5 separate regions of the Homo sapiens genome follow, and all the other regions are linked to region 5. The links are chromatin contacts, found by Hi-C or POLR2A ChIA-PET in ENCODE. All regions are on one chromosome and are shown on one strand. The core of a region is the stretch at or near the end of the contact, and the rest is flanking DNA. Distances in the headings are between cores, read along the strand shown.

Region 1 (2,700 bases), core at 1-2,500, 130 kb before region 5:
TCACGGGTCCCAGGGCCTGGTCCCTGGAGCAGCCCCAGGCTCACCCAGAGGTCAGGCTGAGGATCACCGATCTGCTGGCCACACAACCACTCACCCAGACAACACTGCTGCCACTCAAGGCTTGTGGCCGCGGCACCTCGTCCATGTTGGTGGTGTTGGCGCTGACCGTGGACAGCGGGGCCTTAGCTGTCTCCTCTAAGTCCAGCAGGTTCCCAGTGGCGACCACTGTGAGGGATCCGGTCAGGTTGTCAGTGGGAGATCAGCCTCTTCCTTCCTGGCCCCCTCCCTGGGCTGTCCTGGCCCTGACCCTCCCCTCTGATGTGGCCTTGCCCAGGCCTCCCAGCAGAGCCCGGCCCTGGCACCTCCCCACAGCAGATGCGCAGCTGCCCACAGAGTGAGAACCTGACTAATGGCTTAGACTGAAACTTTTGTATTCACAATAGTTAAGTTTTCTTAAGCAACCACACAATACTATGTTAAGTATATAGAAAGATAGACGCATATTTATATATTTGCATAGGGACATATCTAGAAGAAAATGTACTAAAATGAGTTATTTCTTCCCCTTATCTACATTTTCTAATTGATCTGTAATGAACGTGTATTATTTATTTAACAAAACACAAGTGAAAAACCAAGAGGCTCTCCCAGCCCAGGCAGGAGTGGGACCCCCCTGGGTGAAGCGCAACCCCAACACCGCATGGCCAATCCCCCTTCCCCGTCAGGACTCACAGCTCTTCAAGGAGGGGGTGCAGTCTTGGCGGGCCCCCAGGACGTCCCCTCCCTCTTGGCTGGCTTTGTCCCTCTTCTCTTTCTCTGCAGGACCAAGGCACAACATGTTGGAGCCTCAGACCCCAGCACTCTGTCCCCAGCAATCACCGGGCAGGGGTGATTAGCGGTGGCCAACCTCAAGGGGCAGTTTCAGGTTTCCAGCCGGGAGGAAAGAAACCTTTCGGATGTCAGTTAATCCTCACAAGCACCTTTGGGGAGGGAGACGGCTGTTCCCATTTTTCAGATGGGAAAACCGAGACTCTGAGCGGTGAAGGGACCTGCTCACAGTCACAAGCCAGGTGGGTGATGAGGCAGGAAGTCGGTCCAGGTCTGACCCCAGGGCCTTTATGTGTCTCCCCACCTCCCACCACACCCACAATGTAGATGCAAAGTCTCACCTTCCTTGGACACCTGCCAAAACTCAAAGGCGACTTTGAAGGCCTGGGCTACGGTGAGGGTAACAGCCTGTGCCTGAAAACAGGAAGTGGGGATGGGGAGGGGTGCAGTGTCAGCCAGGGCAGAGCAAGTCTGCACTGGAGGGCTGGGGCCTCCAGGCCAGGCCCCCTGGCTCCCTCCCTGCAGCTTCTGCAGCTCCATCCCAGGCTCTGGAATGCCTGCTGGGCAGAGCAGGGTCCTGGCCCTTCCCAGGTCTCCAAAGCAGCCTGGGGTGTCATAAGGCCATAGCCTCGCAGAGGCAGTAGAGTCCCCATCTTTACTATCTCTGGCCCCACCAAAGTTCTCACTCTCACTCTAGGGCCCCTGCCTGCAAAGGCTGTTCTTCTCCAGGTCTTTTCCTTCCCCTTTGGGCTTCCCTGAATTCAATGAACTGTGAGGCTTACTTCCTCCAAGAAACCCTCCCTAATTACCTGTGGACTTAGCCCTTGGAATTGGAGAACAGAAAAGCCAGAATTGGAAGGGCCCAGCCATTGCCCCAAATGAGCCACAGCCAGAGAGGTGAAAGTTAGGTTCCGGTTGGGACCATAACTGGATCCCACAAAGAGAGTAGAAGGCTTGTCAATTTCCTGATAGGAGCAAGATGTCAATGAAGGCCCGGGGACCAAAACCGGTCAGTGCTATAACCCACCTGTAAGGAAGGGCCACACCTCGGCCCTTCACCCCAGGGGAACTCTCCCTCACCCCTCCAAACCCAACTCAGATGTCACCACCTCTCCTGTCACCAGTCCCAGACTCCTCGAGCCCCACCCACCTCCCTCTGGCACTATGCATGTGAAAGTGTCACTGGCTCCCCTGCCTGTGTTTCCCCCAGCTTTGTGCACCCTAAAAGCAAGAATCAATCTGAACACCCCTGCCCTCGGGAGCAGGCCAAAGCCTCCCAGAGGTGGCAACAATGCTGGGTGAATTACATTCACCTGAGGTGCAGGCCTCATTCCACCCAGGACCTATCCCCAGCCCATATTCATCTCAACACCTTCCTCTCTCAGCCATTCCAGTCCAGGGTTAATCAGCTCAGCTTCTGGGAGTGGAAGTCCCAGAGTTCGTAGCTATAGCCGGAAACATCTAGCTTCCTTCTGAAGCCCTGGCTGAGAGAAGAAAGCACCAGCCTCTTTCAAGTCTACAAGTTCAGGCCTCACCAGCCTCAGCCCCGCTCCCTGCCCTCCCCCAGACAACTCAATTTAATTGAGAAATGGACCTGTGGCCACTGCCTTTAAAACTCCTTTTAAAAAAATATTTAAAATTCCTAAACAAACTGACTGATCCGTGCCAATTACACTTCACGAAAGTATAAAACCTCATTTGAATGTCTCCAACATTTACATTTTTGATGGAAGTACAGGCACTTTATGGCAAAACTTAAATATGGTAATTAAGTATGAAACTCTTCGCAGCTGTTTACAATTTAAGCTGTCATATCTGAATCAAGTTTAATAGACCCAGTTACCATTGAGAATTGCCCATGAACTAAAAATA
Region 2 (2,700 bases), core at 5-2,504, 210 kb before region 5:
GTCTGTAATCCCAGCTACTCGGGAAGCTGAGGCAAATAATAATAATAATAATAATAATAATAAATATATATATATAAAAGGCCAGGCGTGGTGGGTCAGGCCTGTAATCCCAACACTTGGGGAGGCCGAGACAGGTGGATTATCTGAGATCAGGAGTTCGTGACCAGCCTGGCCAACACAGTGAAATCCCATCTCTACTAAAAATACAAAAAAAAAAAAAAAAAAAAATTAGCCAGGCGTGGTGGCGGGTGCCTGTAGTCCCAGCTACTCAGGAGGCTGAGGCTGGAGAATCGCTTAAAACCAGGAGGCAGAGGTTGCAGTGAGCAGAGATCGTGCTATTGAACTCCAGCCTGGGTGACAAGAATGAAACTCTGTTTCAAAGGTAAGTAAATAAATTAATTAATTAATTAATTAATTAAAAGGGAGGTAGGACTAAGGACTGCAGCCAGACAAAATAAGAGGATAGAGGGAGAGGATGGAGAACTAGAAGGTCCCTCCCCAACCCCGTCCCTCTGCAATCTAAGAAATGGCGTCCACCTGGGAGAATGGGCAGAAATGGACCCATGCAGAAATGTCTCAGCGTCTAATTAAACATCTTAGACTCTGCTGCGCATGAGAAGGGAACCTACGTCCCCCACAGAACCCTGACAAATGAGTCATTTCCAATCAATCTATCACCATAGCATCTGGGTACCTCAGGAAGATGAAAATAAGACCAATACATAAATGAAAACCAATATACAAACAATCATCTCCCCACACAGGCCTCCAGGAAACCACAGCTACAACCATCTGCCAAGCTCCATCCTCGTCACTGCTTCCTGCAGCCAGCGGCCTCGGAGCAAGCTTGGTTTCATATACGATTTAACAGAGGGAAATATATTCTCTGAAGTCTGACTCTCTATGAATGCTCTTAGGCTAAATGTCCACCCCTTGAAGCTGGAATGAAATAAGTCTGGGACAAATAGGATGTGTTTTCTATGCTGTATTAGCCAAAGAATTTGCTAGAAATAGTTGGGGCAGATTGAAGAACGATTGCAAGTTGGCAAAGGTTGAGAATTCACAGGTTTCTTGCATAGAAACAGAGCTCTCCAAGGGACCATCATTAAGCCCTGGGGAGGATTCTCACACTAATCTACAGCATATTCTCACTTTCTGCTGCTCTGCCAGAGGTGGCCTGGATAGATTTGATCTGATCAACCCAGGTCAGCAATTCTCAGGTGAAGTCACGTCTAGCACCTGGCATGGCTGAGATGAAACAGCAGAGCACGGCTGCAGAGTCGGAACCACCTGGGACTGGGTTAGGCTCTTTCACTTCTTCAGTATCTCCTATTTCCTGAGCATCAATCAGTTACTGGATTTTACAGATGACCACCGGCTTTGTTGCCCTCAGGATCTCTGTAAGGCCCTCAGGATCTCTGTAAGGGCAAGGCTGCTTAGCTAATGAGAATAGCAGAGGCAGCCACAGGAGGGAGGGCGATGGCCTGTGGGGAAATCGACTTCGGGACAAGCAAATATTTTCATTTCAGCTGTTTATGTCCTGGCTACTTCCTCAAAAAAGATTTAGGTGGGACAGGCAAATATTGATGCAGCCAAGTAATATTTCCCTACATCCATGCATCTGTATGTGGTTAGAAGTGATTCCAGTACATGCCAAGATTACACAATAAAATTCCTTAAAGCCAGAGACTCGTCTTTGTCTTTCCTTCAGCTCTTGCAACTGAGACTCAATAGATGGTAGGTGTTTTCAATATTTCTCTTAAAGTTTTAATAAATTCATGGCTTATCCGTATCATGTAAACAGTGTCTGCTCTTAACTCTGGAAAACTCAGTTTTGACTCTTGTCTCCAGCTTTTTTCTCACTCAATTTCGGTGCAGGTCTTAATAAATACAGAAAATTTCCAACCTCTTCCATAAGTGGGTCAAAGGGAACTACAGCCAGAAAAGAGATAAGTCGAGGCTAAGACAAAATTGCCATAGGTTCATTCTAAAGATTTTTCAATCCCTGTGCTCAGGCTACACCCAAGACCAATTAAATTTGCATCTGTGATTTAATTGGAGGAACTCAGGCATCAGTATTTACTAAAATGCCCCAGATAATTCCGGACTGCAATAAAGGGTAGATACCCTGGTCTAAAGATTCACAAGACCGGTTCTTTTACATGCCTATCCAGGCTATGACAGTTTCTACGCTCTTCCATTCCAAAGTGAAAACTCTTCCTCTAAGTTATCACCCACTAGCCTTCAAATGATGTCACAGAAAGAACATCACCCTTGGAGTGGGGAGGGGAGGTTTAAGTCTAGGCATCACAATTTAAACTGGTGGGACCTGGGGTTGGTCACATCCCTTTTCAGGGTCTTCAGCCTCTCAGCCATAAAACAGGATGACAGCCCATGCTCTGTATGCCGCAAGGCTGTTGGCTGGATCAGCTAAACTCTTAAGAGGATGTGTGGGCTCTAAGAATACCCCGCGCACTGGGAATTTTTGACCTGATCTGTCCAGGAAGCATTGTTCCAGCCTAGCCCCGACTACCCTTCAAAGCAGACTCCCTGAGGATTCTTACATTTAAAAGACTACAGGCTATACAGAATCCAAAACCCCCTTCTCTAACAGGCAAGTCGACTTCGAGTTCCAGAGCTCACAAACCTGAATCCCGCTCCTATTAGCGCCAAGTTGAACAGCACTTCACTCAGAGCACA
Region 3 (2,700 bases), core at 71-2,570, 200 kb after region 5:
GCCGGACGTTGCAGTAAGCCGAGATCGGTGCCACTGCACTCCAGCCTGGGTGATAGTGCAAGACTCTGTCTCAAAACAAAAAAACAAAAAAAAATTACTTTTATTTTTTAATTTAGAGACTGATTCTTACTTTGTTGTCCAGGCTGGTCTTGAACTCCTGGGCTCAAGCAATCCTCCCGCCTCCGCCCCGCAATGTGCTGGGATTGCAGCCATGAACCACCACACCAGGCCAAGGGCAAGACCTGCTTCTTGGAGAAAGTGACAACACCTTAAGCTCTAAATGGAAAGAACTTTCCACTCATGGGAATGAATGGCACTGCAGGTTTTTCCTGCTTACTGCAGACAAAACCAATTCACTGAAAAGTGCTACTGCAGTATACAGTTGTATTAACCTGAGGCTGGCCTCAGGGAAGAAGGGTTACCACTCAAGTAAGTTTTCCTGAAGGGTCAGCTCAGAGGTTAGGGTATTTCATAGTTTGGTGTGGGCAGGGCACTAGGGAATGGATGCTGCTGATTGGTTGGAGATGCAATCACAGGGGTGTGGACTACACTCCTCAACAGCTGAGTCCGCCTCTTGGGGGAGGAGTGGGACAGAAGAAGCGGTTGGGTCATGGGTCACGAGTCTGGGTGGGGTCAGTTAGTTGCCAGAATGCGAAAGTCTGAAAAATGCCTCAAAAGACCAATCTTAGGTGCTACGATAACGTTATCTACAGGAATAATTGGGGAAGTTACACATCCGATGTCCTCCGAAACAATGGCTGGTTATCGTTTACTACATTTTAGCAGAATTCTCCCCTCATAATCCTAACCTCCCGGTCTTTCATTAGTTTTATAAAGGCAGTTTCAGCCCCCAAACAAGGAGGGGCCCTGTTTAAGGAAGGGACTATGATCATCCTTGCTTAAAAGTTAAACTATAAATTCTCCCATGGTTAGCTTGGTTTATGCCCAGGAATGAGCGAAGACAGCCGGCCTGCGAGGCTAGAAGCAAGATGGAGTGAGCCATGTTAGATTTCTCTCACTGTCTTTGCAAAGGCGGTTTCCAGGAACAGCGTGCAGAATAGGGGGCTATCAGGCTCCTTTTGGTCATTTCTTCCTAGCCGTCCGATTCTGAGCTCTTCCCAACCCTTTTCTTGGCGACTTACCTCCCGCTGTCCTGGCCCACGCTACTTTTCGCGGCTGCGCAAGACCCTACGCAATCCAAAATATTTCATAGCTAAAAGGGTCCCAACTTCCGGAGACCTCCCGGAAGGGGCGGGGCTTATGGTAGCCCATTCGTACGTATCGGCCCGTTTGTCTGAAGGTTGACGGAAGTGCTCTATCTTGTTGCCGGAAGTGGGAAGAGAGAAAGGTTGTGATGGCGGCTATAGCTGCATCCGAGGTGAGTTCCACCCACCGTACACCGGGGGTTTTGTTGGTGAGGGTTCCGGGGAGCGGCCTGGAGAGAGGTGGAGGCGAAGTCTAGTTTCGCTTCAGGGAGGCTCAGACACTGTGGGGTCAAGTCGGCGGTGGAGGCCCTAGGCCCAGCCTGTGGGGACCGGCGGGGACTCGGCCTGGGCAGTCCTGGGAGAAGCTGAGCCGGCTCTGCCTGAAGCCAGTTCTCCTTGTCGCAGGTGCTGGTGGACAGCGCGGAGGAGGGGTCCCTCGCTGCGGCGGCGGAGCTGGCCGCTCAGAAGCGCGAACAGAGACTGCGCAAATTCCGGGAGCTGCACCTGATGCGGGTGAGTAGTCTTGGAGGCCGGCTTAGATCCGTCATCTGGCCAAGCCTGTGCGCTTTTGTAGAGGGGACGAGGAAGCCACACCACTGCGTCTGACAGACCAACAGAGCAGGATCATCTGAGAGGAAAGCTCTGTTCGGTGGTACTCAACCCTGGCAGCACATTGGGATCATTCTGAGAACATTTGAAAATATAACTGTTCACTCCAGCCCCTCTCCCACCCACATCCAATTTAATGTATCTGGGTTAGGTTTGGGAGTCTCCATTACTAACAACCTCCCTGCTCCGTGATTCCAACAAATTCTTCATTTTACCTAGGGAAATATGTAGAGCTAGAGACAGGAAGAAACTTGTCTAGTGTCAGTAAGAGACCTGGTTCACTTTAAAAAATAATAATCTTCTGTCAGAATCTGTTTGAGTGAAAAGAAAATAATCATCTGTTTTTGGGACTTCTGGGGGAAAAGAATAAAAAGAAAATAAAAAAAATGGCAAACTTTTGAAAGTCTACAGTGTGGTAGTTCAGCCAGTTGATAGGGAATCTGATGTTTAAGTGCCCTGGAGGTGCAGAGGAGGAGAGAGGAATGCAGTTTGTGGGTCTCCAGGGGGTGCCTCATGTAGTAGGTGACACCTAAACTACTGTTTGAAAGCCAGACAACTAAAGGAGTTAGAGAAAGAGATATCCAAGCAAAGGGAACAAATTCAAAGAAAGAGAATTTGTATTAGGGATAAGAGTCCAGCAAATAGCTTGCTGCAGTTGGAGCAGAGAAAGAGAAAAGCAGCCCCTGTTTCACCATGGAGTGACCTGACAGCTAGGCCATGGTTTCACAAAATCCCAAAATCACTCTGACTGTTGTAGTGAGACAAAACAAAGAAGACTTTTCAAATTACAAGAATGACCACATATTTCTTTCTTCTGACTAACACCAGTGACTGTTATTAACAAATACAGCATTAGTCTCACTCCGTTACTTCTGCCTCCTATATA
Region 4 (2,700 bases), core at 116-2,615, 250 kb before region 5:
TTCTGAATTTTCTACAGTGAATATCTAGAAAGGTTTTGTGATGTGAAAAATACAGGTTGTTAAAATGAAAAACAAAAAGAAGACATCGTATGGTGCTACCCTTAAGTCAAAAGCAAGTGCCTGGGTGGTCAGCCATGGGGTAGGTCGGACCAAGTTAGGTTTTGATTAAAAAAAAAAAAAAAAAAAAAAAAAAAGGAGGTCTTTACAGCAGGGAGTCAGAGAGAAGGTCACCCAGCAAGAGAAACAACATCAAACAGAAGCACAGATCCAGAACTCCAGAGTCAAAGAGAATTTTAAGACCAGAAACATCATCTATTCTCAAAGCCACATTTTATAAGAATATAGACTCAGAAAGGGAAGGGACTTGCCTCGGCCAGGACACAGACACTAATAGCACAGAGATAACCATGTCTCTAAGAAACATGGGCCAGGGCAGTGCAGTAGCTGACTGGGGAAAGGGCCAGAGCTACAGCAAGAGATACTCAGGACAGGTGCAAGAACATGACAGTCGGAACCAATCAACATGAGAACTATGCACCAAAAGAAACTGTACCCCTGTCCCCACTAGGTTCTAGAAACGCGCAACAGGCAGTCATTGTGTGTGTGTACGTGTGTGTGTGTGTGTGTGTCCCTGCTAGAGATAGAGGGTGGCTCTAGATGGTCTCTGGAAGCCCCTCCCTTCCTGTAGCCTGTGATTTATAGATTCAAAGAGCACCTAACAATAGACCACAAAGCCTTCCCTTCACTCAAGTCTTGCAAAGGTGGAAAACAAAGCTCCAATGATAGAGAGATACAGGCAGAGCCATCGGAGCTGAATCCCAAGAAATCTCTTCAGTTCTTCCTCAAACAAAAGATGTTCTTGTCTACCTGAACAAATCAAAATGACACGGAATTTTTTAGTGCAAAATATTTACTAGTGTGAGGCAGAACATTATTATTTGGTTTAAGATTTTCTTTCTACCTGTCTCAGAGCTCAAGAGTTCTCTCCTGCAGAAAAGAGACTAGAATCGATCACCCAGGCACAGATGCCCACTCAGCTGAGGACCCCAGAACAATGAGATCAAGAGAGAAAGGATGCATTAGAGGAGGGGAGGACACGTGGGTGCCAGCAGACCACTCCCAGAGTGGAAAACTCCAAAGTTTGTGTTGGACAGTTCTCTGGGGGTACAACTTGGAAGGAAGGGGGTGAGCATTGAATATTGAGACATTCTCCCCCACTTTAAAAAATCACACACATACACACAAGGCTGGCTCTGGCAGTGACCCAGAACCACAGTTGCTACATTCAAAGCTGCCAAGGAAGGAAATGGATTTTCCCAGTCATTAAAGACAAGTGCTCACACCATGACGTGCAGCCTTACTGGCGTCTCCCAGCAGTGACACCTGGCCCCATTTGCAGGGGCCAAGTGGGAAGGGATTTGGTCTCTAACGATCCTGGGATCTAATGACTATGTAGACAGAGAGCTTAGAACATTGGGTTGATTTTTTTCTCCTCTTCCACTTTCAGCACAGTCCAAGGGAAGAGCTGACAGCTTGGCACCTAAAAACTATCCACGTTGGATTTTCTGATCCAGTTCCATTTATTGGGGCAACACAACATGACCTGGTTGGTGACCCCAGTGAGGCTCCTGCAAATACACAGCCCAGGTCTATCGCTCAGAAGCTGGGCACGGGTGGGGTTTGGTTGCCCGGGGAGGTGAAGCGGGGGAGTAGAAGGGGAGATGCTGCCTCCAACCCTCTCAGTTTCGGGTTTACTCAAGCTATTGAAAGGCCAATGTGGGAAATGAGCATATGATACAACTCCCACCCACCTGAGGTCCAGACAGCTCACCCACATCCTGCCCATGGGGTTTCAGGTTTGAGCAGTCTCAGGAATCGCATCCTGTCTGCAGCTGTTTCTAAGGCATCAGGGTCGAGAGTGTGGGCCATACAGGCAGAGAAACTCTCGCTGCTCAAAGTGCTCCAGGGACCAGGAGTAGGGCCACCCAGGGGGCACGTCAGAAACAGAGTACCTCAGTTCCACTCTCCCACCTGCTGAATCTGTAGCAGCAGTTTAACAAGAGCCCCAGGTGATTCAAACGCACATTGAAGCTTGAGAGGCTGCTCTAGGGCTCTGCCACCTTACTGGCTGTGTGGCCTTGAGTGAGTGACTTAACCCCTGTAAGTCTCAGTTTCCTCATCTGTAAAAGGACAGAAATACTTAATCCTTAGAATAACCCTAAGAGTAAATAACAGATGTAAAGTGTTGAGCACAATGGCTCGTATATAATATGTGCTCAATAAAAAGCAGCCATGGCATGGATGTGGTGAAAAGTGAACACTTTTACACTGCTGGTGGGAATATAAGTTAGTACAACCACTATGGAAAACAGTATGGAGATTCCTTAAAGAACTAAAAGTAGAACTATCATTTGATCCAGCAATCCCACACTGGGTAACCACCTCCCCCCCCCCCCGCAAAATAAGTCATTATATGAAAAAGACACTTGCATACACATTTATAGCAGCACAATTTGCAATTGCAAAGATACGAAACCAACCCAAGTGCCCATCGACCAATGAGTGGATAAAGAAAATGTGGCATATATACACCATGGAATACTACTCAGCCATAGAAAGGAATGAAATAATGTCCTTTGCAGCAACTTAGAAGGAGCTGAAGGCTCTTATTCTAAGTGAAGTAACTCAGGATTGGAAAAC
Region 5 (2,700 bases), core at 164-2,663:
ATCATTCCACATCTGTAAACAAGAGCATGTGCAAGGTGTACAGTTATGTTAAGACAACTTGGGTGTCATCAGCTACCTCACATATTTCTTGAAATCCCACAGCTAGAGAAGCTAATTGTAAAACACCATGAGGACTCAATTAAGCCTACATCCACATGCTGAGAATTCTTCTTTGTAAACTAATTACTTCTCCACCGAAATCTGTATCAAGGCAAATACCATTTACAAGTAACATTCTGAGAAGAACCAGAAAATAACAGTCGTACACAAATCGACTTGGGGAAGCTATGATAGTAAGTTGCCCCATGAACCTGTTGTCTTTCTCTACCGGTGGACTGAATTCAATTTCTATTTAAAGGGACACTGCTTTTCTTGCGGATGAAAAAAAAAAAAAAGAGTTTGGAGAAAATCCCTTTTTAAAAACGTTCAAAGCAAGCTATCTGCTTGGAATTGTCAAAACAATATTTGCTGAAAAACTGGTCATCAGACCCTTCCGAATCTGGAGCAGGGCCACAGGGCATGATTTGGGGGTATCAGCTTCAGCCCTGGGTGCCAAGTTTGAGATCCCATATGGGAAGCAGAAGGTGAAAGAAGTGACAGCATGGCCCCAGGCCAGTATGCTGGCAGCTTGGGGGAACGAGGGGCCACAGTGGGCTCTCAACTTTGTCAGCCTCCCCCACCCCCCCGCGCTGTGGTCCACGCGCCTCCTGGCTCCGGCCGGCAAGCCCCCAGGCCACCGGGGGGCTCGGGGGCCAGCGGCGGCCAGTCAGAGGTCCCGGAAGCGGCCCTCCCGGCCCAGCGGCATGGCCGGGATGCTGAGGAACGCCGGGCTGGTTGGGGGCTCTCCGCCCCTCCCCCCGGCGGGCCCGGCGCTTCCAACGGCGGCGCGGCGGCTCCCTCAGCCAGCGCCCGCCGCGCCCTGCCCGCCCGGCCGGGCCGACCCTCGCCACGCCCCGCGCACCCGGGGCGGACCCCGGCGGGCGGGCCAGCGGCTCCGGGGCCAGCGCTCCTTAGGAGAGCCCCCGGCGCGGGCGTGCGGCCTACTCGGGGTTACATAACGGGGCCAGGCCCCTCGGAGCTGGAGGGGGACCGCAGGGCCCGCGCCCGCGGAGTGGGGGTGCAGCCGCTCACCTGCCGTAAATGCCCTCGGTGATCCGGTTCCGCTTTAGGGGGCGGCGGAGCTTACTGCAGTCGGCGTTCCGCCGCTTCATCCTCCCGCTGGGGGGCCGGGTGCCCGCGCCGCCGCCGCCGTCTCTCACCTCAGCTGCCGCCGCCGCTGGCCCGCCCCGCGTCGGGCCTGGACTCTACCCCTGAGGCCGGTCACACAGACATGGAGCCAGCACCCGGGGGGAGGGGGTAGCACGGGGAGGGGGGGCTCGGAGCCTCCTCCGCCTTCGGAAACAAAGAAATGACAATTCCGGGGCCCGCCCGCCCAGCACCAGCCAGCCGCCTGCCCCGCCTCCTCGGCTCCGACGGACGGCCCGGGAGGCCAATAGAAGCCACCGGTAAACCGCTGTCGGCCAATCCCAGGGCCCGCTGAGGCAAAACTGACTCTAGAACCCGCCCCTTTGAAGGACGGAAGAATGCGCCAATCATTATAGTGTCTGGGTCCCCGGCTGAGCCTATCAGAAAAGATTTAAATAGAGGCTTATAAATAGGCCCTATAAATATAACATCCTATATTACGCCTTGTTGCGAAGGTATGCTTTATTATTATTGGGTTGCGTTTCATTGTATTGTAATCCCTACTAGAGCATACCGTACGGCATGGCATTGTAGGCTCTCGTCTAGCAATGTATGAAATCGGAAGGCCCGGGTTTGCGGCATGTGCGGTGTCTGCGCTGACGTGCGCTTCAGCCAGTCGCGTCATTATGTAAGGGAGCATCCCAGGAACAGCGCCGGGGACCCTTCTGCGGATGCTGGAGAGCTCGGCCAGGCCGACCGCGTCAGCGCGCACCGGGGGTACGAATGACAAAGCAAACCCCACACGCACACAGACACACACCCTGCCAGCTTCCCGCGACGTGGTGACAGCGCGCCGGCCAATCGGAGGTGGCGGCCCCGCCCCGGGTTACGCCACGGGGCGGAGCCGTGGGGGCGCGCGACGTAGCGCAGAGATGCCCGGGGCGTGTGCGGCGGTGCGGCCCGGGCTCCACGTCCACAGGCTGGGCAGCGCTGTGGGCCCCGCGGGCGCCGAGTCCGCAGGACCCGCGAGGGCACTACCGCGAAGCATCGGCCTCCGGGCCGGGCCGGGCCGGACCGGGAGCCTGCTCGGCGGGTCCGGGCTCCTGCAAGGCGGGGACGCGGGGCCGGCGACCCTTCACGCTTCGTACTCATTGAGCGCCGATTTTATGCCAGGCACCGTGCTGGGTAATTTGCGTGTATTTGCTCATTTACTCCTTATAACTCCCCTGCCACGTACGTATGGCAAAGTAACACTTAGAAAAGTCCGCATGGTGTTTTTTTTTAAGAGAAATAAAAAGAATGTTTATCATTAGAGAAAACTGGGGAAAATGTAGGAAAGTGGCCGAAAAGGAAAAAACACCAATGAGTCTCATCACATTAACACAAATACAGTTGACATTTTATTGTATTTGCTTGTTTTCCAATTTTCCCCTATGGATGATAATGTTACTATTGCTATTAAATAGAATAGTGGTCATACTAGAATAGTAGTCATACTAGAATAGTAGTCATACT

Evidence for each region. A loop is a pair of places that touch in the nucleus more often than their neighbours do. ChIA-PET counts read pairs that join two places held with the same protein, here RNA polymerase II (POLR2A). Pooled maps may share reads with other maps.
Region 1: a loop to region 5 is called in a map of CD8-positive, alpha-beta T cell, with 2.7 times the contacts of the local background. The contact joins the enhancer-like site here to the promoter of MACO1 in region 5. A Hi-C loop is called at or near these places in 3 of 168 maps with a recorded cell type or tissue (CD8-positive, alpha-beta T cell, mammary epithelial cell and naive thymus-derived CD4-positive, alpha-beta T cell) and 12 of 50 pooled maps. POLR2A ChIA-PET finds 5 or more read pairs at or near these places in 10 of 52 experiments (BJ, CD4-positive, alpha-beta T cell, CD4-positive, alpha-beta memory T cell and 7 more).
Region 2: a loop to region 5 is called in a pooled map, with 3 times the contacts of the local background. The contact joins the enhancer-like site here to the promoter of MACO1 in region 5. A Hi-C loop is called at or near these places in 1 of 37 single-sample maps with no recorded cell type and 5 of 50 pooled maps. POLR2A ChIA-PET finds 5 or more read pairs at or near these places in 2 of 52 experiments (activated T-cell and endothelial cell of umbilical vein).
Region 3: a map of B cell shows a loop between it and region 5 (24-fold over the local background). The contact joins the promoter of SYF2 here to the promoter of MACO1 in region 5. A Hi-C loop is called at or near these places in 13 of 168 maps with a recorded cell type or tissue (B cell, CD4-positive, alpha-beta memory T cell, CD8-positive, alpha-beta T cell and 9 more), 20 of 37 single-sample maps with no recorded cell type and 27 of 50 pooled maps. POLR2A ChIA-PET finds 5 or more read pairs at or near these places in 34 of 52 experiments (A549, AG04449, AG04450 and 27 more).
Region 4: a map with no recorded cell type shows a loop between it and region 5 (7-fold over the local background). The contact joins the enhancer-like site here to the promoter of MACO1 in region 5. A Hi-C loop is called at or near these places in 6 of 37 single-sample maps with no recorded cell type and 7 of 50 pooled maps.

What each region holds. Positions count from the first base shown.
Region 1 is chr1:25,561,186-25,563,885 of GRCh38, reverse strand. It overlaps LDLRAP1 (low density lipoprotein receptor adaptor protein 1), which reads right to left. Exons shown (of 9, transcript NM_015627.3): 5 at 1,170-1,242; 6 at 733-816; 7 at 95-225. Among named protein-coding and RNA genes, the nearest start is that of LDLRAP1, 19 kb to the right of the region's middle. RefSeq lists an enhancer at 15-642. Within about 2 kb of position 1,250, at least 16 of the 41 ENCODE cell types and tissues checked have a DNase peak (open chromatin) inside an H3K27ac peak, as active enhancers do; they include CD4-positive, alpha-beta T cell and CD8-positive, alpha-beta T cell, where a contact is called at or near this core.
Region 2 is chr1:25,640,950-25,643,649 of GRCh38, reverse strand. All of the region lies in intron 1 of MAN1C1 (mannosidase alpha class 1C member 1), which reads right to left. Among named protein-coding and RNA genes, the nearest start is that of MAN1C1, 26 kb to the right of the region's middle. RefSeq lists an enhancer at 641-690. Within about 2 kb of position 1,254, at least 10 of the 41 ENCODE cell types and tissues checked have a DNase peak (open chromatin) inside an H3K27ac peak, as active enhancers do.
Region 3 is chr1:25,231,122-25,233,821 of GRCh38, reverse strand. It overlaps SYF2 (SYF2 pre-mRNA splicing factor), which reads left to right and starts at 1,320. Exons shown (of 7, transcript NM_015484.5): 1 at 1,320-1,378; 2 at 1,611-1,718. The coding sequence starts at 1,355. It overlaps LOC124903881 (a long non-coding RNA gene), which reads right to left and starts at 1,233. Exons shown (of 2, transcript XR_007065555.1): 1 at 1,143-1,233. RefSeq lists enhancers at 863-1,112, 297-1,210, 1,353-1,502.
Region 4 is chr1:25,675,341-25,678,040 of GRCh38, reverse strand. The region is part of intron 1 of MAN1C1 (mannosidase alpha class 1C member 1); the gene reads right to left. Among named protein-coding and RNA genes, the nearest start is that of MAN1C1, 60 kb to the right of the region's middle. RefSeq lists an enhancer at 1,598-1,647 and a silencer at 1,728-1,797. Within about 2 kb of position 1,365, at least 4 of the 41 ENCODE cell types and tissues checked have a DNase peak (open chromatin) inside an H3K27ac peak, as active enhancers do.
Region 5 is chr1:25,429,610-25,432,309 of GRCh38, reverse strand. MACO1 (macoilin 1) reads right to left here and starts at 1,413. Exons shown (of 11, transcript NM_018202.6): 1 at 1,132-1,413. The coding sequence starts at 1,211. It also overlaps a transcript of RHCE not described here. RefSeq lists silencers at 898-1,557, 1,948-2,387.